Regions from separate parts of the Homo sapiens genome. Here regions 2 and 3 are each linked to region 1. The links are chromatin loops, found by intact Hi-C in ENCODE. Cell type or tissue: IMR-90. All regions are shown on one strand. Links, peaks and the distances in the headings refer to the core of each region. The heading gives the core; the rest is flanking DNA.

Region 1 (10,026 bases), core at 2,054-7,053:
CATTATGTAAATGCAAATATTCCCAAATCTCAAAAAATCTGAAATTCAAAACATTTCTGGTCTCAACATTTCAAATAAGATATACTCAATCTGCCTCAGATATATGGCTATAAATATATTCTTTTATTTCATAGGTTGCCTTTTCATTTTGCTGATTATTTCCATGGCTGCACAGAAGTTTTTAAGTTTGATGTAGTCTTATTTGACTATTTTTGCTTTTGTTGTCTCTACTTTTGGTGTCATATCCAAGAAACCACTGCCAAATTCAAAGTCATGAAGGTTTTTCTCTGTTTTCTTCTAGAAGTTGTATAGGTTCAGGTCTTATGTTTAGGTCTTCAATACATTTTGTGTTAGTATTTATATATGGTGTAAGGCAAGGACATACACATGGTTATACAGTTTTCCCAACATCATTTGTTGAAGAAATTATCTTTTCTCTATCGTGTAGCCTTGGCACCTTTGCTGAACATCATTTGACCATATATGTGAAGGTTATTTCTGAGTTCTCTTATCTGTTCTGTTGGTCTATGTGTCTGCCCTTATGCCAGTACCATGCCGTTTTGATTACTGTAGGTTTGTGTTTTGAAGTTAGGAAGTATGAGGCCTTCAGCTTTGTTTTTATTCTCAAGATTATTTCTTCTATTCAGAGTCCTTTGAGATTCCACAGGAGTTTTAGAATTTTTGTTTTCTATTTCTACAAAAATACCATTGCAATTTTGATAGAGATTGCATTAAATATGTAGATTGCTTTGAGTAATATGGACATTTAAAAATACTAAGTCTTTCAATCCATGTACAGTGGATGTCTTTCCATTTATTTGTGTCTTTAGAATTTCTTTTAGCAATGTTTTGTAGTTTTCAGTGTACAAGTCTTTTGCCTACTTGTTTAGGTTTATTCCTACGTGTTTCATTTTTGTTGATGCTATTGTTAATGGGGTTGTTTGCTTAATTTTTTTTTGGATTGCTCATTATTAGTGTATAGAAACACAACTGATTTTTGTGTCCTGAAACTTTTCTGAATTTGTTTATTATTTAATAGTTCTGACAGTCTTTTGTGAAATCTATAGGGTTTTCTACATATAGTATCATGTCATCTGTGATTATGAGAATACAGATAATTTTACATTTTCATTATCTATTTCTATTCTATTCATTTCTTTTCTTGCCTGATTTTTTAAAAAAATTGTTTTTGGCTAGGACTTCCAGTACTAGTTTGACTAGAAGTGTTGAGAGTGGACATTCTTGACTTGTTCCTTTTTGTAAAGGGGGAGTTTTCAGTTTTTCTTCTGGTCCTAATTTGTTAATTGCTTTTTTTTTTCATCATAAAAGGGTACTGCATTTTGCCATAAACTTTTTCTGCATCAATTTGATATAATTATGTGGTTTTTGTTTTTCATTCTATTAATGTGGTTATTAGATTGATTCTCATATGTTGAACCATCCTTGCATTCCAGCAATAAATGCCACTTGATTATAAGTTATAATTTTTAAATATGCTGTTGAATTTTCTTTGTTAGTATTTTATCGAGGGTTTTACATGAACATTAATCAGGGGTATTGGTCTGTAGTTTTCTTGTCTTGTAGTATTTATGTCTCATTTTGGTGTCAGTGTAACTAACACTAGCCTCATAGCATGCCTCATAGAAGTGTTCCCTCATCTTTTTGTTTTTAAGAGAAGAATTGGTGCTAATTTTTAAAATGTATGGCAGAATTCTCCAATGAAACCTTATGATCCTGGACTTTTCTTTGTTGGGAGGATTTGGTTACTGATTTATTTCCTTACTTGTTATAAGTATGTTCTGATTTTTAATCCTTTATTATTTAGTCTTAGTAGATTACATCCTTCTAGAAATTTATACATTTATTCTAGGTTATTTGTTGCTGTATAATTGCTCATAGTAGTCTTATGATCTTTCTTATTTCTATAGCATTAGTTGTAATGTCTTCTCCTTTTTGTTATTTTAATCTTTTCTCTTTTTTCTTAGTTTTCCTAAAGATTTTCCAATATTGTTGATCTTTTCAAAGAACTAATTCTTATTTTCACTGATTTTTCTAATGTTTTTCTATTTCATTTATTTATGCTCTAATGTTTGCTATTTTTTTCCCTTCTTTGGTTTTATTTTTTTCTTCTTTTTTTCATTCCTTGAGTTAAAAAGTTAGGTTGTTGATTTGAGATCTTTCTGCTTTTTTAATATAGGTGTTTAACATTATAAACTTTCCTCTTAGGAGTACATTTGCTGCATCCCATAAGTTTTGGTGTAATGTGTTTTCATTGTCACTTGTCTCTAGATATTTTAAAATTTCCCTTTGATTTGTTCTTTGATTATTCAAGAGTGTGTTAATTTTCATATATTTATGAATTTTCCTGTTTTCCTTTTGCTATTAAATTTTAGTTTTATTCCATTGTAGTCAGTAAAGATACTTGGTGTGATTTCAATTTTCTTAAATTTGTTAAGACTAGTTTTATGGCTCAAAATGTGATCTACTTGGAGAATGTTCCATGTGTTCTTGAGAAGAATGTGTATTCTGCTGCTGTTGGATGGAATATTCTGTATATTTCTGTTAAGTTCATTTGGTCTATAATTTTGTACAAGTCCTCTATTTCCTTGTCGATCTTCTGTCTGGTTGATCTATCATTTATTAAAAGTGGAATATTGAATTATCCTACTATTATTGTGTTATTGTCCATTTATCCCTTCAATTCTGTCAGTGTTTGCTTCGTATATTTGGGTACTCTACTGTGAGCTGTATCTTCCTAGTGAATGTACTCTTTATCATTATATAATGTCATTCTTTGTCTCTTGTTAGACAGTTTTTGACTAAAGTCTATTTTTTATATAAATATGGCCACTTCTGCTTTCTTTTGATTACCATTTGCATGGAATACCTTTTCTATCCTTTCTCTTTAAGCCAATGTATGTCTTTATACCTAAAGTGAGTTTCTTGTAGAGGGTATATAGTTGGATCTTTTTTTTTTAAACAAGAAACTATTCAGTCATTCTATGTCTTATAATTTGACAGTTTAATCCATTTACACTTAAAGCAATTACTGATAAAGAAGGACTTCCTATTGCCATTTTATTGTTTTTGGTATGTCTTGGAGTTTTCTCTCCATTTTTATTTCTTGCTGCCTTCCTTTGTGATTCATTGATTTTTTTGTAGTGACATGCTTTGATTTCTTTCTCATTTTCTTTTGTGTATATTCCATAGATGTTTTCTTGTGGTTATCATAGAGATAACATAAAACGTCTTCTGGTTATAAAATATATTTTAAACTGATTATAACTTCAATAGAATTTAAAACTCTACTCCTTTTCATTCTCTACCACCCATTAATGCTATTGATGTCATAAATTACATATTTTAATATTTTATATTCATTAATATAGTTTTATAGCTAGTTATTTATATGCTTTCTTTTAATTCTATACCTGAATTAAAAGTGATTTATACACCAGCATTACAATTTGTTTCTGTATTTATTTATATATTTACCTTTATGGAGAGCTTTAAATGTTCATATACTTTTGTGCTGCTGGTGTTAGCATTCTTTTATTTCAACTTGAAGGTCTCTGTTTAGCAATTCTTATATGGCAGGTGTAGTGGTGACCTCCCTGAACATTTATTGATTTGGGAAGGTCTTATTCTTTCATTTTGAAGGACAGTTTCCCCAGATGTAGAATTCTTTGGTAATTTTGTTTTCTTTTAGTGCTTTGACTATATCATGCCACTCCATTCTGTTATAAAATGTCTCTGCTGAGTTATCTGCTGATAACCTTATGAGAGCTCACTTTTTAATGACAAGTTGCTTTCCTCTTGTTGTTTTCCAGATTGTCTTTGTCTTTGACTTTTGAAGGTGTTATTATGACGTGTCTCCCATGGGCCTCTTTGGGTCCATCCTAGTTAGAGTCCTTTGAACTTCTTGAATTCGGACATCCACTTTCTTCCTCAGATTTGGGAAGTTTTGGGTGATTATTTCTTCAGGTAAACTCTCTGCTCCATTCTCTCTTTTCTCACTTTTTGACTTCTATAATTCATATATTGGTCAGCTTGATAGTGTCCAATAAGTCCCTTAGGCTTTCTTTTATTTTCTTCATTATTTTTTTTTTGTTCCTTGGACTTTATAATTTTAAATGAACTGTTTTTTAGTTTCCTAATTCTTTTTTCTGTTTGATCAAGTCTGCTATTGATACCCTGTAGTAAAATTTTCAATGTAGTTATTGTATTCTGCAGCTCCAATATGTTTTGTTCTTTTTTATAGTTTCTATCTTATTTTGATATTCTCATTTTGTTCATGCACTGTTTTTCGGACTTTGTTTAGTTACTTGTGTTCTCTTGTAATGCATCAAACTTCTTTAAGAAGATTATTTGAATTCTTTGTTGGCTAATTCATAGATTTCCATTTCTTGAGAGTCAGTCTCTGGAGTTTTTTTGTTTCTTTGATTGGGTTATGTTTCCTTGTTTGTGTGCTTTGTAATTTTTGTTGTGATTTTGCATTTGAAAAAAAATAACCACCTCTCCCAGTCTTTAAGGACTGGCTTCACATAGAAGAAGACATTCATCAGTCAGCCTGGTTGGAGGTTCCAGAGGTCTTTCAAACCTTTCTTGGGGATGCATTTTCTCTGGGTTTATTTCTCAATTAGATAGGTTTGCTGGTTTTTCAGGAGCTGTAGTCTCTTACTCACTCTGGTGGATGTTTATGGCACTGCAATTTTCTGGCACTTCCACAAGCCACTGAGCTCTCTCTCTTCTCAATGGCCCCCAGGACTTTGAAATATGCCAGTTTTCCATCAGTGCTTTGAGCCAGGTGAAACAGAAATCAGTTTCTTAGGAAGCCCCCAACAAAAGCCAGAAGGTTGGACACACATTTCTCTCCTTTTTTCCTCCTATGGGAAAAGCCATGATCTTGGTACTTTCTCCCTATCTTGATGAGCTATGTTGGCTCTGTCTGCAGTATTGCAAGTTCTCTGGTGCTGCTTCTAAGTTGTTGAGCTCTCTTTTGTTCTCAGAGGCTACCAGGAATCCAAAGTATGTAGGTTTCCCCATCAATGCTCTGTGCTAGGCAAGACAAAAACCAGTCCAGGCATTCCCTTCAAAAGCTGAAATGTTGAATGTGCATTCCACTCCTCTCTTTTATTTCCCAAAGAGAAGCTATATATTGGAGTTTTCCTTTTGATCATGATCTGTGCTAGCTTTGGGGAAGGTCTGATGCAGTTGACATGAAATAGCTTTTCTTACCTGTTTCAGGGGAGATGTTATTGGCTTTCAGTTTGCCTGGGATATTGCATCTTCCTAACTGGTTTCCGGCATTCTTATAAAGGCATTTTGGAGCATGTATTGTTGTTGAGTCAAGGTTTTTGTTGGGGAGTGAGGTCTTGGGCTTCGTATTCCACCATCTTGCTGATATCACTCTATAGCTACTTTTTAAGGTAACATCAAAATCTACCAAGGTATTAGATGGTCGTTACTTTATATAAATCTGTGCCATCTCCTGGAATGTTCTGTATTCTAATTAAAATACTTAATACAAAATTTATTTCAGTATGAATATTTTTGTGTCACTCTGAGGATTTGTATGCCTGAGAATATGTTTAGCATCCTGTCATACTTAAATGACAGTTTGGCTGAATATGAACTTCTTGCTCTAAGTACATTTTTCCCCCAATACTTAAAAATACTACTCTATTTTTAGAAATTCTTTTTTTGCTGTTGGTTGTTACTAGTGTTGGTGTTGAAACATCTGAAATTAATCCGATTCTCGATCAGTATTGCAGGATCTGCTTTTTATTCTCTAGGAGCTTTTGTAACTTTCTCCTTGCCTTTGATATTCTTACATTTTTTAATAAGATGTCTAATGTGGGTTTTTCTTTATTCTCCTCTTTGGAATTATCTGACTCTTTTACTGTAAAGTGTCCTCTTCTTCCTTCTTTTCTTTTATTTGGGAAAATTTATCTCCATTACTTCTTCAAATGTTTTCTTTTCTTATTATTGCTTTCTCTTTCTGGGATTTCTATTATTCTCATATTACTAATTCTAGTTGTATTTTGCTCTCCCTCCACTTCTTAGATTTTCTTTTATGTTTTATATTTTCTTGCCTTTTTATCCTTCCTTTTGAGAGATTTTTCTCAATCCGGTTTTTCACATTTTGAATCTATTCCTTAGCTAATTCATGCTATTTGTTTGATTTTTTCTTTATTTTAACTAGGTTTTTTTATATCTATTATTAATTGTAACTTTTATCATCTCTTTCGGTTCTAATGTTTCTTCTTTGGCACCATATGTAACCCGTAAGTTGTTTTTATTTAAAATAGTTGTGCTTTTCAAATGTATTTTTATTTTGCTTTGTGAGATCATTTTCCCCAGGAGATATTGGCTACTTTGTCGAGAAGGGTAGATCTTAAGCTGCAGCAGCCCTAATTAGCTCAGGTTAGGGAGCTAAGCCCTTGGGCATGGTAGGTGGGGGACGGGGTGGGTGGTGGGAGGGAGGGGGGAATGTCTGCTGATATCTTAAACTCACATGTATTTATTCTTGAAGTATATGCTTCTTTTCTCCCCCCACGGCTAATGAAACCTGCTTTCCTTTTGGTTTTCACATCTATTAATAAAACGATGTGGCTCATTTCTCATCCTCCTCCAAGAAGTGGCCAATTTCTGGTGGGTTAGAGAATTCCCAGGGGCTATAAGATAGAAATTGATGCTATTTAAAAAATGCCAGAGAGTCTTCCACTATGCCTAAATATGGCCATGGGAGAAGGCCAGGTACAGAAAAACCAATTAGTTACTTCTGGCCCTTAGGTCAAGGCCTCATTCTTTGCCCAGAGGAAGTAGCATCCTGAGATTGTAAAAGCTAATCAGTCTTAAAGAGTTTGGAAGGGGATGAATGGGGATTCTCTGCTCAAGGTTAGTCTCTACCTGTTTTTCTTAATGCCTCACAAATACATATCTTCTGCACTCCTTTGTTTGTATTACCTTGCACACCTGGACCAGAGCTGAGAGCCATAAGGATGAGGACAGAAATTGTTTGTCCGAGGCAGCAACAGAGAAGAGCAAGAGGAAAACACCAAGAGTTCCTATCTTATTGTACTCTCCCAATGTATGCCGTTATTCCTTCTATTCAAAGTCAAAGCCTCACTCATACACCAGTCCTAAACAGTATAACTCCAGCTCTCTTGACAAATTTCTAGGTATTTTCCCTCTTCAGTACTTCAGAGGAAGGAGTCAGCCATCATACTGGTTCAGCGTCTTGAAATATCTTGATTTTAATCTTATTTCTAATTTTTCCAAAAGTTTGATCTTGGACAGTTTACTTTATTTCTCCTTATTTTTTTTTCTTTTTCTTTTTTTTTTTTTGAGATGGAGTCTTGCTCTGTTGCCCAGACTGGAGTGCAGTGGCGTGATCTCGGCTCACTGCAAGCTCCGCCTCCCAGGTTCACGCCATTTTCCTGCCTCAGCCTCCCGAGTAGCTGGGACTACAGGCGCCCGCTACCCTGCCCGGCTATTTTTTTGTATTTTTAGTAGAGACGGGGTTTCACCATGTTAGCCAGGCTGGTCTCAAACTCCTGACCTCGTGATCCGCTTGCCTTGGCCTCCCAAAGTGCTGGGATTACAGGCGTGAGCCACCGCGCCCGGCCCTTAGCTTTCTTAGAATAAAATGGGACTAATACCTAACCTTGATATTGATGTAAATATTAGAAATAACATATAAGTCATTAGTGCTGTTATTGGCATAGAGTAGAAATTCAATAAACCATAGCTCCTATTATAATTATTGCTTTTGTTACTGTTGTTGTAACAGAAAATTAGAGCTGAGCCTGCCTTTCTGTTCAGCAATGGGATGTTCTGGATAATGGGATGCAATGTTGCTGTGCTCTTCGTATAAAAGGTCATCTTTACTGTGTTTAGGATAACATCACTGAGATTGTTTATTTTTCCTTTGGGGCTATGTATAACCACTCAGAGGATTTGGGGGTCCGGGCTCCAGGAAATGAAGATGTACCTGACAGCTGTCTTATGAGGGGAAGTAACTGACCCCTATAACATGATCAAAAGCAGAAGGAATGGTGTGGGTGACCATTGTGGATATTGGGAATAGCCATATTCAGATCCAGCATTTACTTTCCTTCTTGTCTGTTTCAATTCCTTTCTGTTAGAGCCCAATGCCTTCAATAAAGGAACATTACATACTACAGAGTGGCTTTCTTGTGCTTGGGTAATTAAGAGATATAACTGTCCATTTTGGGGATGATGAGTCTTGAGAAGTTTGATCATGAGATAGTAAGAAGAGTCTACAAAAAGCTGGTCCAATCTCAGATGACTGACTGAGCTGACAAACAGAGTGGACCTGTGGGGCAGCCCAACAGGCCTCAGGGATTCTCAGAAATACTTGGGGTGGGGAACATGATAAAAGACTGCGATTCCTAAAGTAGCAAGATAGGAGATAGAAAATTCTGATTTGACATTAAGGGAAAGTATGCCTCACTGTAGGATGGAGGATCAGGACCTTTGCCTTGCATTTTCTAGTTCCAAATGATCTGTGTTAATATTAGCACCCTCCAGCACTCTATACCTGCTCGCAACAGAACAAACACTTGTTGCCTCCTCTCTTGCTTGGAGGGCTCTTGGGGACAGAGCTTTGACTCTGAGTCACTTGATTGTCAGCCCCCCTGCCCTGGGTACTTGGCTTCCACTGTGGTCAGCAACATTGATTTCTGCAGTGGACCTGGCAACATTATGGTCAGCTACATCCACTGTGGGGCCTCAGCAACATGTGTCCTCAATTTTCTCTTCTCAGGGCGGATATGAAGTGGGAAGCCAAGAAAATATGTCTGCTTATTTCTTAAACTTATGCATATTTATTCTTGAAATGTATGCTTCTTTTTCCCTCAGGGCTAATGAAACCTATTTTCCCTTTGGTTTTCACATCTAAAATTATGTGGCTCATTTCTCATCCTCCTCCAAGAAGTGGCCAATTGCTGATGGGTCAGAGAATTCCCAGAGTGCATAAGATAGAAACTGATGCTATTTTCAAAATGCCAAAAAGTCTTCCACTATGTCTAAATATGGCCGCAGGAGACATGTGTTCTTTAATTATGTTCTCCCAAGTTCAATAATTACTTAGGAAGCTTCTTGGAGTGAAGGATATCTGAGAAATTCATAGGGGCTTTCGTTGCCTCCCAAGTCACTTCTATAAACTCCACTCTACAGACCTCATAAATTCCAACAGGGCTGGACAAAAGCAAGCCCCCCTTTTCTGGGACAGCCCCTGTTTCCTTCTACTCTAAGCAGTGACTCTCACAGCCTTTGTTATGGACTCCTCAGATCTCTGTACATAGCAACCAGGGCATGAGGTGAGCTGGTCTCTTCCCATTAAACATGATGCCATCAAGCTGTTCCTGTCAGTTACTGCCACTAAAATTACAGCTGTTGGTCACCCCTTAGTGGAAAGAGGCAATCTCCTCCCTCCTCTTCCTTCGTCAGTTACTACCACTAAAATTACAGCTGTTGGTCAGCACTTAGTAGAAAGAGGCAACCTCCTCCTTCCTCCTGCTTCTTAAAAATAACATGCCTTTCACTCAATCCCTACTAGAAAATGCACATACCAACCCAGAGAAAGTTAAGCCAAGAACCCCAGCAGGCTGAGTTTTGAACCTGAGGACACACTTGCCAGGCTCTCAGGGACTCAGCTTGAGCCTCCATGCTTCCCACCCTCCCACTACAGCTGTCTCACAGTTTGGGCTCTGAGATAAGAGGTGTTTCATCCGTCAAAGAAGAAAAGTCCATCAGGAAAAAAAAAACCCACAACAATCCCATAAGTCATGGAGGAAAGAGAGAGACAGGTGTGTGTGTGTGTGTGTGTGTGCGCGTGCATGTGTGTGTGCCCCCATGCATGCTCATGTGTGCACACACATGGGGTTCTTATATGTACATTTAATGGGCATACATGAATTTTTGTGTGCATGTGTCATGCAGGTAGTGTGTTGACAATCAGAACTTAACTCCTTTTTCTTTTCTTTTTTCTTTTTTTTT
Region 2 (10,026 bases), core at 2,872-7,871, 76 kb before region 1:
TTTTGGGAGGCCAAGGCGGGTGGATAACCTGAGGCCCGAGACCAACCTGGAGAATATGGTGAAACCCTGTCTGTACTAAAAATACAAAAATTAGCCAGGCGTGGTGGTGCACCCTTGTGGTCTCAGCCACTGGGAGGCTGAGGCAGGAGAATCTCTTGAATCCAGGAGGTGGAGGCTGCAGTGAGCTGAGATTGTGCCACTGCACTCCAGCTTGACTGGAGTCTTGTGGCAGAGCAAGATTGCATCTCAAAAAAAAAAATCTTGACCTAACATCTCAGAATGTATGAAAGAAAAGCAAGGAAGGAAAAGATGAGTAGAGCTAGGCTAACTTCTTTGTCTTAAATAAGGAAAACAAAAATGACACCAATTCCTCTTAACTTCAGCAATTAGAGAGAAGAGTTTTGTAGCTTGCTTTTGAAAGTATTGACAAGAACCCTTACAAAAAATAATTGCATCATGCTAGCTACCCTGTTTTAGGGATAACAAATGTGATCACTTCCCTGGTCTGCTTTCCTTTCTGCTGCTCTTGTTCCCTTTTCTGGTTAGAAATGTTTCACACCCATGATGACATTCTGTATTTCCTTATCTGAATATCATACCATCTGGAGGCATTCTGCATTCCTTTTGGCTTTGGACTTTTTATAACCTGTGATTAGGGTATAGATGAATAAAGATGTCTACTTTATCTTTCTCTAGTTTCCTATGTAGGATTTATATAATGTTAGTGTTCATTTATTTGATGTGTAGATTGGACTTGGGAGGACATGCGTGGATTTTAGATGTATCCTTGCCTCCAAGATGTAGAGAATGCTCAGATGCAACTAAAACTTTGACAGTGTTAATTGTCAGGATGCTGAAAGCAATCCGGAGAGGGAGGTGCAAGCACCATATGGAATAGCAGAAAATCCTGGGGGCTCTACATTTAAAATATATTGGGAATGCAAACTTCTCTTACCATCTTCACCGCTTTGACTTTTTTTTTTTTTTTGCCAACCCACTCTTACCTCCCAACTTGATTAATGCAACTAGCATACCTGCTTAGATTTCTCCACCACCCCTCACTTAGTCTATTTTCAACACAATAACCTGAGTGAGCATTTTAACACATGTCAAACCATGTTATTCCTTTGCTCAAAACCTTCTAATAACTCCCCATTTCACTCCATCAAAAGCCAGCATTCTTACACGGGCAGTAAGGCACTGCACAAGCTGGCTAACCTACCTCTGTCCTCTCATTTTCAAATACTTTCTCCCTCACCTGTTCTACTCTAGCCACTTCGGTGTTTTTTGGACACTCTAAGCCACTACCATTTCAGGATCATAGTACTTGCATAGTACCTGTTCTATCTACATGAGATGTTCTCCTCCGATTATCTGCATAGCTGGTTCCCTGCTTCCTTCAGATCATTGCTCAACTATGACTTTTATGGCTTTCCATGACCATTCCTTATAAAAGAAAAACCTCCTGTATTAGTGTGTTCTCACATCGCTAATAAAAACACACCTGAGACTGGATAACTTATAAAGGAAAGAGGTTTAATGGACTCACAGTTCCACGTGGCTGGGGAGGCCTCACAATCATGGCAGAAGGTGAATGGGGAACAAATTCACATCTTACATATAGGCAGGCAAGAGAGTTTGTGCAGGGGAACTCCCATTTATAAAACCATCAGATCTCATGAGACTTAATCAGTACCATGAAAACAGTATGGGGCAAACTGCCCCTGTGATTCAATTATCTCCACCTAGCCCTGCTCTTGACATGTGGGGATTATTACAATTTGAGGTGAGGTTTGGGTGGGGACACAGCCAAATCATGTCACCTCCATCCCTGGGCCACTCCTTTTCTCCTTTATTCTGCTTATTTTCTATGGCACTTGTCCCCATCTGACATGTTCTTAGTGTTGTCATGCATTTTGTTTGTGATATGACTCTCCCCTCTAGAAAGTAAGTTCCATGAAGGCAGGAAGTTTGTTGTATTCATTGTATCCCTGTACACGGGCCCAGAGCATGGCAGGCACATTCTAAGCATTGAATATATATTTGGGGAATGAATAAGCCGTTCACAAACACATCTCTTCCAATATTAGGAAATAATGGTGATAAAAAAAGATCTTGGCAGGGGATTAGAGAAATATTATAATGAGGAAAGAGGTCCTAGTTTAATGCTGTGGGCTGAATTGTGATTTCCAGAATTCATATATTGAATCCCTAACCTCAGAATGTGACTGTATTTGGAGATAGGGCCTTTAAAGACATGATTAAGTTACCATGAGGCCATTAAGGTGTCCTTTGAAGAAGAGGAAATGAGACCACACAGGGAGACAGCAGGGATGTGCATACTCAGCAAAAACACCACATGAGGGGCTGGGTGTGGTGGCTCATGCCTGTAATCCCAGTACTTTGGGAGGCTGAGGTGGGCAGATCACGATGTCGGGAGATCGAGACCTTCCTGGCCAACATGGTGAAACCCTGTCTCTACTAAAAATACAAAAATTAGTTGGGCATGGTGGCACGCACCTGTAGTCCCAGCTACTTGGGAGGCTGAGGCAGGAGAATTGCTTGAACCCGGGAGGCGGAGGTTGCAGTGAGCTGAGATTGTGCCATTGCACTCCAGCTTGGGCGACAGAGTGAGACTCCGTCTCAAAAAAAAAAAAAAAAAAACATGTGAGGACAAAGCAAGGAAGCAGCTATAGACAAGCCAAGGAGAGAGGCCTCAGAAGAAACCAGACCTGCAGACATCTTGATCTTGGACTTTCCAGAGCCTCCAGAACTGTGAGAAAAATAGGTTTCTGCTGTTTAGGGCACCTAATATCTGGTATTTTGTTATGGCAGTCTCGGCCGACTAATACATCCAGCTTCAGGGAAAAGTAATATTTTGAGTTGGGCTTTCAAATTGCCTGGCTCTATTTATATGAAGCCGAATGGAAAACATAAGCTCATTAAAAGTTTCTTTTTTCAGAAAAATTGTTTCAAGTTTTGAGGATAACATATTAATATCTAACCTCCTAAGAAAGTTTTTCTTTTTCTTTTCTTTTTTTTTAACTTTTATTTTAGGTTCAGGGGTACACGTGCAGGTTTGTTACATAGGTGAACTCATGTTACAGAGGTTTGCTGTACAGATTATTTTGTCACCCAGGTACTAACCTTAGTACCTAATAGTTATTTTTTCTGGTCTTCTCCCTCCTCCCACTCTCCACCCTCAAGTAGGCTCCAGTGTCTGTTGTTCCCCTTTGCGTCTATAAATTCTCATCATTCAGCTCCCATTTATAAGTGAGAACATGCATTATTTGGTTTTCTGTTTCTGCGTTAGTTTGCTAAGGATAATGACCTCCAGCCCCATCCATGTTTCTGCAAAAGATATGATCTCATTCTTTTTTATGGCTATGCAGCATTCTGTGGTGTATATGCACCACATTTTCTTTATGTAATCTGTCATCGATGGACATTAGGGTGATTCCACGTCTTTGCTATTTTGAATAATGCTGCAGTGATCATACACAGCATGTATCTTCATGGTAGAATAATTTCTATTCCTTTGGTTATATACCCAGTAATGAGATTGCTGGGTTGAATGGTATTTGTTTTTTAGCTCTTTGAGGAATCACCACACTGCTTTCTGCAATAGGTGAACTAATTTACACTCCTACCGACAGTGTATAGGCGTTTTCTTTTCTCTGCAACCTGGCCAGCATCTGTTATTTTTTGACTTTTTGGTAGTAACTATTCTGACTGGTATGAGATGGTATCTCATTGTGGTTTTGATTTGCATTTCTCTAGTTCACTAAAAGTTTCTAAGGGTCCAGTTGTTTCAGGAAGTCCATTATTACTAAGAGAAAATGGTATTCTATTACTAGTAACAATTGTATAAAGCTAGTGAAAAAAGTGCCCTATTACTAGTAGCAATTGTATAAAGCTAGGATTGACTTCAATCCTGGAATAGTGAAGGATCACCTAAGAGGTGGGCTATCATTACATTGTCATCATCATAATTCACATAGACTGAGAGCTTACTATGTGCTAAGTTCTCTTCTAACTGCTTTACATGCACTGAGCCATCCGATCCTCCCAGCAACTCTATGGAAGTTTATCCCTCCATTTTACAGATGAGAAAACTGAGGCACAGACAGGTTGAGGAAGTTGCCCAAGGTCGTATGTTTTTATGTGGCAGAGCCAAGGCTTGAATCTAGGCAGTGGCAATGGAGCCTGCACCTGTAACTTCTATACTGTACCTCCTTTTATATATGTTCCCCTGTCTACAGAAGGCTTTCTTCTGTAACATTGAGATGTGCTAGTTCTTAGCTTAGCCTTCTGTTAGCACCAACCTACTTTTCAGCTTTATTTTCATTATTCACATATATTTGGAAAAACTGTGTCATCCCTTGTCTCTCCACTTTTCCTTAACTCTCCTTCCCATTACCTTGCCTCATTGATTAATTGATTGATTGATTGCTGTTCTAGTTTCTTATGCCTTCTTTGCTCATCCTTACCTAAAATCCATCTTTAATACCAAGTCCAAATCCTACCTCCCCCATAACATTTTACATTACCCTTCTCCTCTGAAAATTTCATTGTATGCACAACTAATTTAGAATTAATAATGTACTTCCCAATTAAAATTCTTTTGATGACTGAATATTCTATACAAATCTTCCTAAGATTTAACTTTTCACCAGTTTTGTGTTGCATCTTCAAAATAGATTTAATTCACTGAGGATAGGGACAAAATATCTACTATATATGATACTTTGTACATAATGAAAGTGTGATAGACATTTATTGATTTTTTTTAAGACAGGGTTTCACTCTGTCATCCAGGCTGCAGTGCAGTGGCGTGATCTCGGCTCACTGCAACCTCTGCCTCCTGGGTTCAAGTGATTCTCCAGCCTCAGCCTCCTGAGTAGATGGGTCTACAGGCAGGCGCCACCATGCCTGGCTAATTTTTGTATTTTTAGTAGAGATGGGGTTTCTCCATGTTGGCCAGACTGGTCTCGAACTTTTGTGCTCAAGCGATCCGCCTGCCTCGACTTCTCAAACTGCTGGGATTACAGGCGTGAGCCACCACACCAATTACAGAGCTGTAATTGATTTGTTTTGATTTGGGAAAACAAACAAAAAACTGGAGATAGAGAAAGGAAACAAATGTGGCCAACAAGGCCATTCTAATTTATAGCTAGCACCATTTTGAATGAATTATATATGTTAGTTCCTTTAATCTTTACAACGTTTCTCTAAGAGCAATACTACTATTATTATTATTAATTATGATTATTATTTGAGATGGAGTCTCACTCTGTCCTCCAGGCTGGAGTGCAGTGGTGCGATCTCGGCTCACTGCAACCTCCACCTCCCGGCTTCAGGCGATCCTCTCACCTCAGCCTCCCAAGTACCTGGGATTACAGGTGTGCGCCACCACATCTGGTTATTTATTTATTTTTTATTTTTTGTATTTTCAGTAGAGATGGTGTTTCACCATGTTGGCCAGACTGGTCTTGAACTCCTGAGCTCAGGTGATCCACCCGTCTCGACCTCCCAAAGTGCTGGGATTACAGGTGTGAGCCACCTCGCCCGGCCGAGAAAGACTATTATTATCCCCATGTTATAGATGAGGGAAATGAAGCCTAGAGGTACTATGCAGTTTGTCCACTATAACACAGTGCAGGCAGCTGCAGTCTGCCTCCTCGCCAGCAGAGGGCATTAAGAGACCATGACCATGTGTAAGTCTAAGATTTATGGTCCAATTTTCCTTCCCATCAGGATCAGGAAATGGACAATAATGGCTTTTGGATGATCATGGAGTTTTCTCATTTTCCACTTCTTTATATCACCAGTGACATTCTTTGGGCGACAACAGAAAAAATAAGCTAATTTTTTCCCACATGACCACACACAGTTTGCCTCTGGCTCATTTCTTTCCCCTCCCCACACTCTCAGTCTCCTTCCCCACTTCAAGGAACTGTTTTCCCCTATAATAATGCATTTGCTGGAATTATCTGTGGGGAATGTCCAAATCCCAGGATACCACCAAGCCTCAGGGCTCAACGGTGGCTCTACTCCCCTCAGCTGTTGGCTCTCAGCACTCTTAAGATCATTTTATTATTGCAAGCCTGAAAAATGAAATTACTTCGGAAGAAGATACCCTCCCAGTTCTGCAATGCACTCAAAAAGTGTCTTTTGGATGATCTTTTGTTTGGCAGATTTGTAGTTTAAAATGGTGGTGGGGGTGTTTTGTAGAAACAGAATGTGATTCTGCTCTATGTCCTCATGTTATTGACCATCTTCAAAAAGGATTTTTACTGCTAGAATGTGAGAAAAAGAGAAAGGAAAAGTTATATGGACCAATTATCTCTGGCTGCTAAGGAACATTCAGAGATGAAAGCTGCCACAGCCAGAAACAATATTTCTCTCCTGGTGGGGATTCTCTGGTTTCCTCAGAGTCCTTAACTTCTGAGAATATGGTTTAAGTAGCAAGAATTTTAAATTTAGCCAAGATCTAGTGAGCCATAGCTTCTAGAAGTCAGAGTACATCAGAAAAAGGAGGGACTAAGAACATTTGGCGCAATCCACTGATTTTATGATCAGGTCGCTAGGCCTGTGGGATCCAGTTTTTCTCAGTCTGTGGCTCTTTCCCTCACATCTACTCTTATTGTCAACTAAAGTGACCTGTCAGGGAAACTGTGTTTTCTTTATAGGTTTGCATGAGGGTGACACTATAGGCAATTTGAAGTATCTTTTTCCTTCTTTTTATAGGTTTGCATGAGGGTGACACTATAGGCAATTTGAAGTATCCTTTTCCTTCTTGGAGAGAAACACTGCATGTGCACGCTTACCAAGAGAGGGCACCCTCTGAGCAGGAATTTTCTCTTGTAGTCCATTTTACAGTCAGAAAAAATAGGCTGCCACTCTGCAGATCAGGGGAGAAGAGAACTATCAACTTAGGTTTGAACACCTTGTGTCTGTCGTCAGAAAGCATTAAACTTAGCAGGGGTGGCAGAAACCAGGGTCTGCCTACTTAGCCCCAGAAGACTAACACCTACCCCTTTTTCTGCACCTGCGTGCAGCTTCATATGCGTGTTCATGCTGGCCTTTTCCTGAAATGCCTTTCCCGTTCTTCCTCCTCTGGAAAACTCCTAGTCACTGGTCAGAGTCTTAGGTTGCACCCTTCACTTTTCAGCCTTCTCTCCTTTATATTCCAGAACTTTTCACATGCCAGGATTAGAGCACATATTACCCATTATTTTAGTGTGTCTTACGGTTTGCAATATGAAGCCCTTAAAAATCTACATTGTGTTATCTCATTGTTCTCCAACTGCCTAGCCTCATGTGAGGCACAATAATAAATGCCTGACAAATGCTTGTTGCCTATGTGAACACATAAATCAATACCATTGCTCACGATTATTTACTAACCAGGATAACAACACAGGTGGGTGGGATTATTCAAGGAAGTTCTTTTTTTTCAATTTCATATAATATATATTTTTAAAGATAGGGACTTACTCTGTCACCCAGGCCTGAGTGCAGTGGTGCGATCATAGCTCACTGCAGCTTCAAGCTCCTGGTCTCCAGTGATCCTCCAGCCCCAGCCTCCCAAGTCGCTTGGATTATAGGCGCACACCACCAAGCACAAGCACAGCTATTCAAGGAAGTCTTTTTTTTTCTTTTCTTTTCTTTTTTTTTTTTTTGAGTTGGAGTCTCACTTTTGTTGTCCAGGCTGGAGTGCAGTGGCACGATCTCGGCTCACTGCAGTCTCTGCCTCCCGGGTTCAAGCAGTTCTGCCTCAGCCTCCTGAGTAGCTGGGATTACAGATGCCTCCCACCACACCTGGCTAATTTTTGTATTTTTAGTAGAGACAGGGGTCTTACCATGTTGGCCACGCTGGTCTCGAACTCCTAACCTCAGATGATCTGACCCTCTAGGCCTCCCAAAGGGCTGGAATTACAGGCATGAGCCACTGCACCAGCCTCAAGGAAGTCTTAAACCTATAACGTAATTGTTTTTACTCTTTCTGCTAAGACAGTTGGAAGAAAATGCAATTTGCATATACAGAAAAGTAGCTAAAGAGCTCTGGATGAAGAACCAGGAAATCTGGGTAGAATTGAAGCTCTGCCACAAACTGCCTGTGTGACATTGGATAAGTCACTTATATTAGTGACCTCATATTTTCAGGGGATTCCTTCAGATGTTTGTTCTGGGTCTGTCTAGCACCAACTATTTAAACTTGTGTAAAGAAGAACTCATAGATGTTGACATTTATTCTGAAGAAAAAATGGAGGTGACAGAACTATCCTTCTCAGGTTTCCTCTTGCTGCAGTATAAAAGAGATATTCATACAGAGACAATACAAAGCAGAATATGGTTAAAAAATGCTAGTTTGTTTTACAAATAAGCAGCCAAATTTTGCCCAACAACTCATAATTAATTTACCATTAAAAATATTTCATACTATATATCCAGGCTGGGAGCAGTGGCTCATGCCTGTAATCCCAACACTTTGGGAGGCTGAGATGTGTGGATCACTTGAGTCTAGGAGTTCAAGAACAGCCTGGGTGACATGGTGAAATGCCCTCTATACAAAAAATACAAAAGTATCCAGATGTGAGCCTGGCACGGTGGCTCACGCCTGTAATCCCAGCACTTTGGGAGGCTGAGGCGGGCAGATCACAAGGTCAGGAGATCGAGACCATCCTGGCTAACACAGTGAAACCCCATCTCTACTAAAAATACACACACACACACACACACACACACACACAGAGTATCCAGATGTGGTGGCACGTGCTTGTAGTCCCATCTACCTGGCAGGCTGAGGAGGGAGGATCACTTGAGCCCAGAGGTCGAGGCTGTGGTGAGCTGCAATGGCACCACTGCACTCCAGCCTGGGTGATGGACCCAGACCCTGTCCGAAAAACAAACAAACAAAAAACAAAACAAACACATTTTATATAATACTGAAACCTAACTTTTCCTTCTCAATAAGTTAGCCTATGCAAATACAGTTCAGCTGTAGCAGATGAATCTTCATTGCTCATTTAGGTAAGTGCATCCTCAGCCATCTTGCTGATAAACTGAGACTGTTTCCATCATCGTTCATAGAAGATGCAAATACATCCCTTTGGGGATGATGTGTTTAACTAATATTTCACCATCAAACTGAAAGCTGAGTTCTCCTCCTAAGCCCTAGCGAGGAAAGAGAAATAAAAGAGAAAGTTTGATCTGAAAACAACAAAGCTTTAAAAATCCCCAGAAGGATCTCTAAACTCCATGGGGATTTGGCAAAAGGTCATTTGGAATGGATTGTATGTAGCCAGGATAGGAACCCAATTTGGCTTCCAGAGATTGACTGAGGTGGTAAAGGTCGAGGGTAGGAGAGAGGAGGATTACAAATCAATCCAGCCCAGGGATGTGAAAACAGTTGGTGCTGCTCTAGGAACTCAGAATGATGTGGACTTCACCTTCCTCTCTGCCATTTACACACTACGCCCTATGGTCCTCCTTTGGCAATTGAAATATTGGTGGAGGCAGAAGGTTTCCCTTTTAGCAACTGGGATGGGAATCTAAGAGATTGTAGAGCTAATTAATACAGACTGCCCCAGACGCAGTTAAAAATGCAGGAGAGGCTGGGCGCGGTGGCTCACGCTTGTAATCCCAGCACTTTGGGAGGCCAAGGCAGGCGGATCAAAAGGTCAGGAGTTTGAGAACAGCCTGGCCAGCAGAGTGAAACCCCATCTCTACTAAAAATACAAAAATTAGCTAGGCATGGTGGCGGGCGCCTGTAATCCCAGCTACTCAGGAGGCTGAGGCAGGAGAATCACTTGAACCCAGGAGGCAGAGGGTGTAGTGAGCCGAGATCGTGCCACTGTACTCCAGCCTGGGTGACAGAGCTAGACTCCGCCTCAAAAAAAAATGCAGGAAAGCAGAAGGAATTGCTTGGATGTAGAAATTCTTATTTGGGAATTGTCTGCGGGGAATGAGGAAGAAATAAGTGACAGGTTGTTTTTTTGACCCTCTTCCCTTAGGCAAGTT
Region 3 (10,026 bases), core at 5,027-10,026, 120 kb after region 1:
CAATCATCCCTCTTATTTTACACAGGAAAGGCATTTCTTTAATCCACCTGTTCAATTATTTATCATGCTGTGGGTTTCCTCTTAATTGTCACTTGGGCAAAGCCTTTATGCTGTAAGGGGACACCCTCATATTTTTTAATGACCTTAGGGAAAGTGATTGACACTAGATCCTGGAGTCAGATGTTCCTAGTGACGCAACTTGTTCTCCTAGTAGCAGAAAAGCTTCCTGCCATGATTAAGTTAGAGCTGTGAAAGTGCTAAAATGTGTAGTCAGCCTTCCTCTGATGCAAGCACTTTTATTATAGGGCCTAGTTGTGGAGAAGTGTAGCAACACAAACTCTGTCTCCAAATACCTGTTTTGTCTCTGAATTAGCCACTCGGTAGAGAAAGGCAATATGCTCTATCCACGTGCTGGGCACTTGAAATACTCATAATCACAGTCACATCTTCTCTATACTTACAATTTTTCTGGCTCTACCCCTTTACTCTTGTCTACTTGTTTTTCTGAGTTCATACCACAATGTGATCACAACTGATTTATGACTGGCAGGCTGCCAGTCTCTGAACCCTCATCAACTACTCTAGTCAAGCAAAACAAGAAGCAATCCATTCTGTATTTGAACTTGAAATGGAAAATCCTCTGTGTTTGCTTTTCTCGATAGGAGGCTGAGATGGAGCAAAAGTGTCATTCTATTTTTTTTGGACATGGCCTACACTTCCCATTGAAAACGCTTGAGAACTTGTGAGTAATGGGTGTCAGATCCACGGCTGCTCAACAGTGGATGATCCACTCCATGTTAAAACAACACAGAGGGCTTTCTCAACTCCTCTTGTTTTGGTTTTCTTCTCTGTGCCCACTACTTTTCAGGATTCCTTAGGCAGAGGGTATTTTTAAGATGTGACTATCTCCTGAGTGGCTGGATCATGAATAGTCTCTATTATCGCTGATTCATTTAGGTACCAATGTTGTACCACAACTAAGGCCATAAGACTAGAATACACATGAGGCTATGGCCCATGAAAATTTGTGATTAACTTGGAAAGGAAGGGGATATGAACAGAAAGTAGGTTTTACTCCCATTACTTTTATGCTCAAAATATTATTACTTTTATCCTACTTTGAGCCTACTGAACCAGAATTTCTGGGGTCAGCACCTAAGTTGAGTCTGATGCAGTCAGTACTCAGACAGGCATTTGGAAACCACCAGTCAAGACCATCTCTTAAGTTCTGATGCAGTCACTACTCAGGCAGGCATTTGGAAACGACCAGTCAAGACCATCTCTTAAGTTCTGTTGAGATGTAAGCTTCTATTATTAAAAACAACAACAACAGCCAGGCGCGGTGGCTCATGCCTGTAATCCCAGCACTTTGAGAGGCTGAGGCAGGCGGATCACGAGGTCAGGAGATCGAGACCATCCTGGCTAACATGGTGAAACCCCGTCTCTACTAAAAATACAAAAAAAAAATTAGCCAGGCGTGGTGGCGGGTGCCTGTAGTCTCAGCTACTCAGGAAGCTGAGGCAGGAGAATGGTGTGAACCCCGGAGGTGAAAGTTGCAGTGAGCCGAGATTGCACCATTGCACTCCAGCCTGGGCAACAGAGAGAGACGTCGTCTCAGAAAAAAAACAAAAAACAAAAAACAAAAAACTAACAACAACAAAAATGAAAAGCCCCAAACAACAATAACAGAAACCTCAAAAGCAACAAGAGCCTGTTAGTAAAAAACCACATTGCATGATCATGTTATATTTTCTACATGATTTCTACACGTATTATAGATATTGATGCAAATTTTAATTCACCACTGTAACTTTTTTTTTTTTTCACATCTGGTACCATCAGAAAGAATGTAGCTGTAGACACAACCAGTTTCAAGACTTGATGAACCATCCTTAACTGCATGGCCCAAGGGAGGACATTCCATGGGAACCTACAATGCCTGCATTAGCAAGACAGTGGCAAAATTGCAATGGAAAGAAGAAGAATTTGCAGCCAGAAGAGGTCTAGATCTGGGTGTGAATTGTTTCTATCACATATGCACTATTTGATCATGAGCAAGCCATTTAATCTCTTCAAGTCTCAGTTACCGCATCAAAAAATGAGGATAACATTTTATAGAGCGTCTGGAAGGAAATAGCAAGGCAATGCAAGTGAAAATGCTATGTCCACCTTAAAGCACCAGGCAAATGCTAATTGGCCCTCTACTAGGTAGTTTGATAGCATCAAAGTTATTTTTTAGCTATATAAATTTGGATATAGATATGCCGAACACAAAGAACCTTTAGTTTGGCCAAAAAAATTGATCTATGCGTGGATTTGAATTTTCTCTCAGTATTTGCAATTTACTTTTTTTCTAGACTTTACTATGAGCTTAAGTATTTGCAATTTCGCACGTGACATAAGCTGCTGTTTTTCTATTAATGTCCTATTTGACTGATTTTCTTGTAGCTTCCGTAGTTTTATATGTCACACAGATTCACTCAAAGCATATGTCAACTTTGAGACAGACAGTAATCCTACCTAATGTATTGAGTAGCAGGCATTGCCATAAGCACTTTATATCTATTAACTCAATTAGTAATTACTACAACCGTATTATGAACCAACATTATTCCCATTTTGTTAATGAGGAAACTGAGGCAGAGAGAAACTGACTTGTGCAGAGATACACAGGTAGTAAGTGATAAAGCTGGATTCCAAGCCCAGGTACTTTAACCACAGTGCTATGGTGTCTTTAGGAAGATAGTATGTGATATGATGATGAGGAGAAAGATTTTAGTTATAATTTTTTTTATTAATGATCCCCAAGTGCTTGTGCAATATAAGAACCTGAATATTTGGCTGGACACAGTGGCTCACGCCTATAATCCCAGCACTTTGGGAGGCCGAGGTGGTCAGATCACTTGAGGTCAGGAACTCGAGGCCAGCCGGCCAACATAGCGAAATCCCGTGTCTACTAAAAATACAAAAATTAGCCTCGTGTGGTGGTGTGGTGGTGGGTGCCTATAATCCCAGCTACTTGGGAGGCTGAGGCAGGAGAATCACTTGAACCTGGGAGGCAGAGATTGCAGTGAGCTGAGATAGCACCATTGCACTCCAGCCTGGGTGACAGAGTAAGACTCTGTCTCAAAAAAAAAAAAAAAAAAAAAAAAAAAACCTGAACATTTCATTATCTGATTATAGGTTTGAGCTCTATGGATATTGGAGTTATTTAACCCCTTTGCTTGGACAGAATTTTGCGGTTGATAGATATCCTTAACAAATTCTTTAATTTTCACCCAGTAAGGTGGAGAGGCTGAAGGCTAGCTCTCACCATCACCTTTTGATGTTCACTTATGGTGTTCCATCTGTGAGTGCTCCTGATTGCTCCTCCTCAATTCCCATCACCTGGTTAACTCCTTTGTCTGTCCTGGGCTTATCAAGTCACCACCTGCAGGAAGCCTTCTTTGATTTCCCCTGACATGTGTTACGGTTTCCAAATATGCACTTCCTTCGCACTGTGCATCTAGTGGCAGGCTGAGGCTGGCTTATAATCTGAATCTTGAATTTTCCACAAGGGAAACTCAAGGAGGATGAGAATGAAAGCATCAGCCATATGTTTGGTGGCAGAAGATGTGGCTAGGGTCCTGAGCCTCACAAGACTCAGGAGAGAGTGTTTTGATATTTGTTAAATGCTGCAAATATATGGAGGTTGTCAGAAAAAATCCTGGCTTCAGATGGCAAATCATTCCATAATAATCTCTAATTTTAGTCCGGGTTTCTCAAAACTGTTGCTGACCTTACTCTTTTTTTTTTTTTTTTTTTTTTTTGAGACAGAGTTTTTTGTTCTTTCATCCAGGCTGGAGTGCAGCAGTGCGATCTCGGCTCACTGCAACCTCTGCCTTCTGATTTCAAGCGATTCTCCTGCCTCAGCCTCCTGAGTAGCTGGGACTACAGGCACCCGCCACCACACCCGGCTAATTTTCTTGTATTTTTAGTACAGACTGTGTTTCACCATGTTTGCCAGGCTGGTCTCGAACTCCTGACCTCATAATCCACCTGCCTCGGTCTCCCAAAGTCTCCCAAAGTGCTGGGATTACAGGCGTGAGCCACTCCACCTGGCCCCACTCTTTAGCTTAGACACCTGAGACTGTGTTGCTCAGCTTCTACTTGAGACATTCCTTCAAGAACCAGGTACTGACAGTTTACTGTGTACCAGGCAGGATAGGCAGTGTGGCTAAGTGAGTGGGTTCTGGATTTTGAACTCAGGCCCTAAGTGTGCTCACTATGTGATCTCATTTAATGGCTTCATCTATGTCTCAGTTTCCTTATCCGTGAAATGAAGGCAATAATGGTATCTATTTCACTAGGCTGCTGTGAGGATCAAATGAGATATTCCATGTGGAGCTCAGAATATGACCTTTGGAGCATAATGGATGCTTGATAAATGCTGAAGCTGGGACTGCGATGACTTAAACTTCCAGTCTCTAGTTTGGTTTCCTGATCTCCAGAGCACTTCCCGAGAATTTCTCTTTCGCTGCTTTGCTCCTCCAAAGTCCAAATCTAAATCCTACTTTCCCATTCCAAATCCTTCTCCTATCTCTAACTTGCTATGCTGTATCAAGCCCACATTCTTGTGCTACGTCTCCTTTCTTAAAACTTTAAAAGCAGATGTTACACCCATAAAAATGGCTAAAATGAAAAAAGATGAAAAATACTAAAAAATGGCTGAAGATGTAGTGCATCCAGACTCTGAAGAGTGCTGGCAGGAGAGTACACTGACTCAATCACTTTGGAAAACTTTCTGGCAATAAGGCTGAACACATACTGTCCTTTAATCCAGGAATTCCACACCTAGGTCTACCCTCAGCAGAAACATGCACATACGTACATCAAAAATCATGTAGAACAAATTTCATCATAGCACAATATTAGCTACCTACTGCTGCAAAACATATTACCCCCAAACTTAGCAACTTAAAACAACAGACATTTATTATCTCACAGTTTCTGTGGGTGAGGAATCTGGGAATAACTTAGCTGGGTTCAGGGCCAAGGTACCCATTAGGTACGGCAGGCACCAGGCCTAGGGACCACGATGCTTGTTAGTACAATTTCCTCCTTCCAGTGAGTGAGATACTTCCTTTTTGTTGTAATGGAGGAAGGGGCCCACAAAGACAAAAGTGCATAGGTCCCATAAAGTCACCGTGCAGCCCTGGCTGGATGGGTTTCTCATGAGGTCTGTCAAGCTGTCATCCGGGAACACAGTCCTTGGAAGCCTCCCCTGGGAAAAGATCCACTTCTATGCTCACTCAGGTAGTGGCTGGCAGTTCTTAGTTCTTCTCTAGTTGTTGGCTGGAGACCTCAGTTTCTCACCACATGGGCCCCTGCATGGCTGCCTGAGTGACCTCAGGACATGGTAGATGGCTTCCCTCAGAGAAAGAGGGAGTGAGGGAGAGTGGGAGCAATCAAAAGAGAGAAAAAACAAGATGTCTTTATAACCTAATCTTGGAAGTCAACTACTACCCCTTCTGCCATATTCTATTGTTTACACAAACCAACTCTGGGACAATGTGGGAGGAGGCCACAGAATCTGTGAATACCAGGAGTCCGGGATCATGTGATACCGTTAGAGGCTGGCTACCAAAAATACTATCTTCAGTCATTAAAAACTAGAAACTATCCAAATGTCTATCAACAGTAGAAAGACTAAATAAATGATACTGTATTTGTACAATGGAATTCTACACAGCAATAAGAATGAACCATTTATAACTACGTACAACCATATAGATTGTAGCTCATAAACATAATGTTGCAAGAAGAAGCCAGGAACAAATAGTATACTTGATACGATTCCACTGATGCAAAGTTAAAAAACAGGCAACACAACTCTGGGTGTTAGAGGCCACATAGTGGTTTCGCCTGGAGAGATACTGATGGAAAGTAGATACAAAGGGAGCTTTTGGGTGCTGGCAATATTCAGTATCTTTGTCTGGATGTTAATTCCACAAGTTTATAAAAATTCATTGAGCTGTACAACTTTCTCTGTGTAAATTATACTTTAACAAGAGTTTTTCAAAAGTAGATGTTGTAATACCTGTATTGTCTCCTTTTGCTAAAGAGACATTCTGGAAATGATTTTGGTTATGGCTAAGCATAAAACTGGGTGCTATAGGCTGGGCGTGGTGGCTCACACCGGTAATCCCAGCACTTTGGCATGCCAAGGCGGGCGGATCACGAGGTAAAGAGTTGGGGACCAGCCTGACCAATATGGTGAAACCCTGTCTCTACTAAAAACACACACCAAAAATTAGCCAGGCGTGGTGGCGGGCACCTGTAGTCCCAGCTACTCAGGAGGCTGAGGCAGAAGAATCACTTGAACCGGGGAGGCAGAGGTTGCAGTGAGCCGAGATCGCACCTTTGCACTCCAGCCTGGGCGATAGAGTGAGACTCCGTCTCAAAAAAGAAACAAACAAACAAAACAACTGGGTGCTATAGACTGAATGTCTGTTCCCTTCCACCCCCCAATTTATATGTTGAAATCTCATCTTCAATGTGGTATTTGGAGGTGGGGCTTTTGGGAGTTTATTCGGTTATGAAGGTGAAATTCTCGTGAATGGGATTACCACCCTTGTAAAACAGGCCACAGAGAACTCCTTTGCCCCTTCTACCATCTGAGGGCACAGCAAGAAGGCTTCACTTATGAACCAGAGAGTGGGCCTTCCGCAGACATGGAATATACTGGCACCTTGATATTGGACTTCGCAGCCTTCAGAACTGTGAGAGAGAAACATTTCTGTTGTTTATAAGCCACCCAGTCTATGGTACTTTTGTTATAGCAGCCCAGAGGTTTAAGACACTGGGGCAACTACAATGTGTGGTCAACCTATTGTTCCTGGTGCTAGGCCTCGCCTGCTGTGAGATCTTAGCTGAACAGTCCCTTAACCTCTCTGAACTATAGTTTCCTCAATTGTAAAGTGGAGTGAACACTTATACTCCCAGCCTCAGAGTGTGGTGAAGAATATCAGGTACAGTTGAGTGCTGTTACACTATCGAGCACTATAATATCAAGATCTTCCAAGTTCAGAACCGTAATACTTGCCTGGAGACCAGAATATGTATCGCCTATTTAACATCTCTCTCACCTGTATTCCTCTCTTTCTCTTTAGGGATGGTGGGGGGGAGCGGGTGATGGAAAGTAGGTTTGAGGCTTTGTGATCTGGCTCTCTGGGGTTCATCCTTTGGCCTCAAACTTCTGTGCTATCACGTGATCTCCTTGTGCAGTTTCTCCAGGCAGGATTCCCTAGATTAACCAAGAGAGTAAGATGGGGAGCAGAGCCACCATACAGCTATGATTCTCACCTGGGCCAGAGACCAGCTGCACAGAACAAGGTTAAAAGTTGTTTCTGTGCACTCTGGGATGTCTGTGTTTAGGGGGAATTCCACTAGGTGATATAGCTGGTTTCTGATATTCTAGGGAGGAGTCAGATTATCTTTTTAATACATTTATGCATGCATTTTATATGCATTCATTTATTTTCTGTCGCACCTGCATATTTGTATATAATACAACCATTTGTAAAGATAGACCTTACCCAATAAAAACATTTTATGAGATAATTGTGATAATTTGTAATCCCAATTTGAGTTTATTCTCCTCGTGGGAGTTGGGGTTCACAGTGTGTAGAACTATCTCTGCGCCGTGCAGCTATGTAACAGTATATACCTTTTAATGTGACTAGAAGCTCCCTAAATGGAGCAAGTCTTTCCCGTACTAACAGAACCCCAAGATAGCCACTGTGAAGTGGCTTAGGGAAGTGTGTAAGGGTGGGATAAATGGAGAATCTCCACCAACTCCTCACGTTTAGGAGAGATTTGATCCCATTTTGGTTATTACAATTTAGGTCTTTCCATAGAACTGTTTCTTCTGGGACTCAAGTAGCTGCATGGGGCCCCCTGGTGGCCGGAAATAATTCATGAGTTTGCTTTTCAAGCATTTTGAAGGCCAGGTCAGGCTAGAGAAGAATAGAGAGTAAATATTCGCCTCCAACTGCTGCTTACAGTGGAGGTGTAATAGAGAGTGAGATGGCCTCTTTGGGGGAAAAATGAGAACTAAACTTTTTTCTTTAACGAGATTAGAATGGACTATAATTCTGGATAAACCATTCACTTTCTGATTTTTTATTTTTTGGCTCATTTAGCACCTTAATTAGGTACTTATTGAGTACTTAATCTCCGTAAGCCATTATGTTAGGCATTTCACTAGGGTTAAAAAGAGGATCTATCACACACTTCTAAGGAGCTTTGGAATAAGGATAAAACTTATGCCACCAACACGACAGAAAATAAAAGATGCCATCAGAGAATAAAAGATGAACTCACGAAAGGGCATTTACTTTCAGATAAAAGGGAAGACTTCCGGGAAGAGGTAGCATTTGAGCTGAGTGCTGATGAGAAGCAGGATTTGGGGAGATTAAAATCAAGGAAACAATGGCACTATAAGCGAGGGAAAACACAAGTTTGGACAGACATGGAGGCAGGAAAACCAAAGTCGGGTGCAAGAATGGTGAATAGTCTATTCTGGCTAACTCATAAGGAGGTTTGGGGATTAGAGTGAGTATGAAAACTGGATACGTCCTTTTGGATCAGACTGGAGAATCTTGAACCTTGTCTGAGTAATTTCTTAATACAGCAATGCGGTGGCGGGGTGGGGGGTGGGCTTTGAGTATCTTTGCACGGAGAAGAGGCATGTGAAGGCACAGACTCACTTGCATTGAAATGAGCACAGCCCCCTAAACTTGCATTTGGTTGGGAGGAATGTTGATCTGTACGTGACACCATCTGACCTGCAAAGTCATTTTTAGGGTGTTTCCACTTACCAAAACTACCTGAGCATGAGGGAGTAGTAAGGGCCCCAGGGCTCCTGTCATGTTTAATTAAATTTCTGGACAGAAAGACTTTCAATGAGTGTGCTATGCTAGGCTGATTTTGTTTTCCAAGTTTTAAGAAACCTTCATGCCTATCTTTCGATTCTAGCTTAAGGTGGTTTAAACTACATGAATGAGCTGTATTTCTGGCTGGAGTTACAGGGTAGAGTCCTAGCTGTGGACTAGCTCAATGTCCACTGAAGAATTCAAGCAGTAACTTTATTTGCATTGTATTAGATCTAACTGAGTAAGAAACCTGAGAATCTACATTATGCCTGGCATATAGTTGGTGCTGGCATACGTGTTAAGCAAATAATTAACAACTGATTCCACAAAAATGTAATATACATTTAATAGCACATTATAAAGTTCCTGACCAAAGACGTTGATTTCCTAATTATAATAGCACAGAAATCCTTTAGAATTTAGTAAACGTAATTAAGACTATTCAGAAGTAATGAAAAACCAATATGATAAAAACAAAAATCCTCCAGTAAAGAAGGAACCTGTCCATTTGAGAGAAATACAATTGAGAACTTGCAAATGAGACAAGGGAAGATGGCAATTTGGAACTGCAATAGAAATAACTATAGCAGAAACAACCATTTAAGAAGTTTTAGCAGCAATAAGTATTTATTATTCTGAATGAAATGTACAGTTGACTTTTATATAAAAATCATCAAAAGTGCTATATTGGATTATTTTACTATTAATTTAACCCCCAACAGCATCTATTAGCTATAACTTTAATGGGTTTTTCTTTACTTCTGATACATCATTACAACTGGCTAACACTGTCCAATGTTAAAATATAAAAAATATTACTTTTCAAGATAAAGTACCACCAGTGATGAGTTATTAAAAGTATAAAATGAAAACAGACGCCAGTGAATCAATGTATTGAAAAAAATTATCACAGAATTTCATAGACATATGCGAAACCCAAGGTAATTTAGATCCTTGGCAGAACATTTTTATGATACATCTTAAGACTGTAGGTTATTTCTTTTGGAGGCAAATGTCTAGTGTGCCAGGCCTATCTTGATTTTTCTCATCTTTTCTTGGCTACTTTACAGGGTGAACCAAATACTGTCTAATGCTGTGCACTCCCATGACC

What was found. Peaks named below come from ENCODE experiments on the same cell type or tissue, not always from the same donor. Only the 100,000 strongest peaks of a DNase experiment are listed, where the experiment ranks them.
Region 2: it touches region 1 in a loop (13-fold over the local background); 59 of 110 quality-filtered maps call a loop at or near these places.
Region 3: a loop joins it to region 1, with 4 times the contacts of the local background. A loop is called at or near these places in 12 of 110 quality-filtered maps.

What each region holds. Positions count from the first base shown.
Region 1 is chr17:55,597,273-55,607,298 of GRCh38, forward strand. No RefSeq gene overlaps it. Among named protein-coding and RNA genes, the nearest start is that of SMIM36, 91 kb to the left of the region's middle. RefSeq lists a silencer at 4,856-5,150. In IMR-90, for the core only: a CTCF peak has its summit at 4,685; a DNase peak (open chromatin) is centred at 4,689; H3K27ac peaks cover 199 bases; H3K27me3 peaks cover 159 bases.
Region 2 is chr17:55,520,885-55,530,910 of GRCh38, forward strand. It overlaps a transcript of SMIM36 not described here. Among named protein-coding and RNA genes, the nearest start is that of SMIM36, 14 kb to the left of the region's middle. In IMR-90, for the core only: CTCF peaks have their summits at 5,689 (motif pointing right), 6,296 and 6,828 (motif pointing right); DNase peaks (open chromatin) are centred at 5,697 and 6,857.
Region 3 is chr17:55,710,391-55,720,416 of GRCh38, forward strand. It overlaps TMEM100 (transmembrane protein 100), which reads right to left. Exons shown (of 2, transcript NM_018286.3): 2 at 9,237-10,026. Among named protein-coding and RNA genes, the nearest start is that of TMEM100, 7.5 kb to the right of the region's middle. In IMR-90, for the core only: a CTCF peak has its summit at 7,946 (motif pointing left); a DNase peak (open chromatin) is centred at 7,941.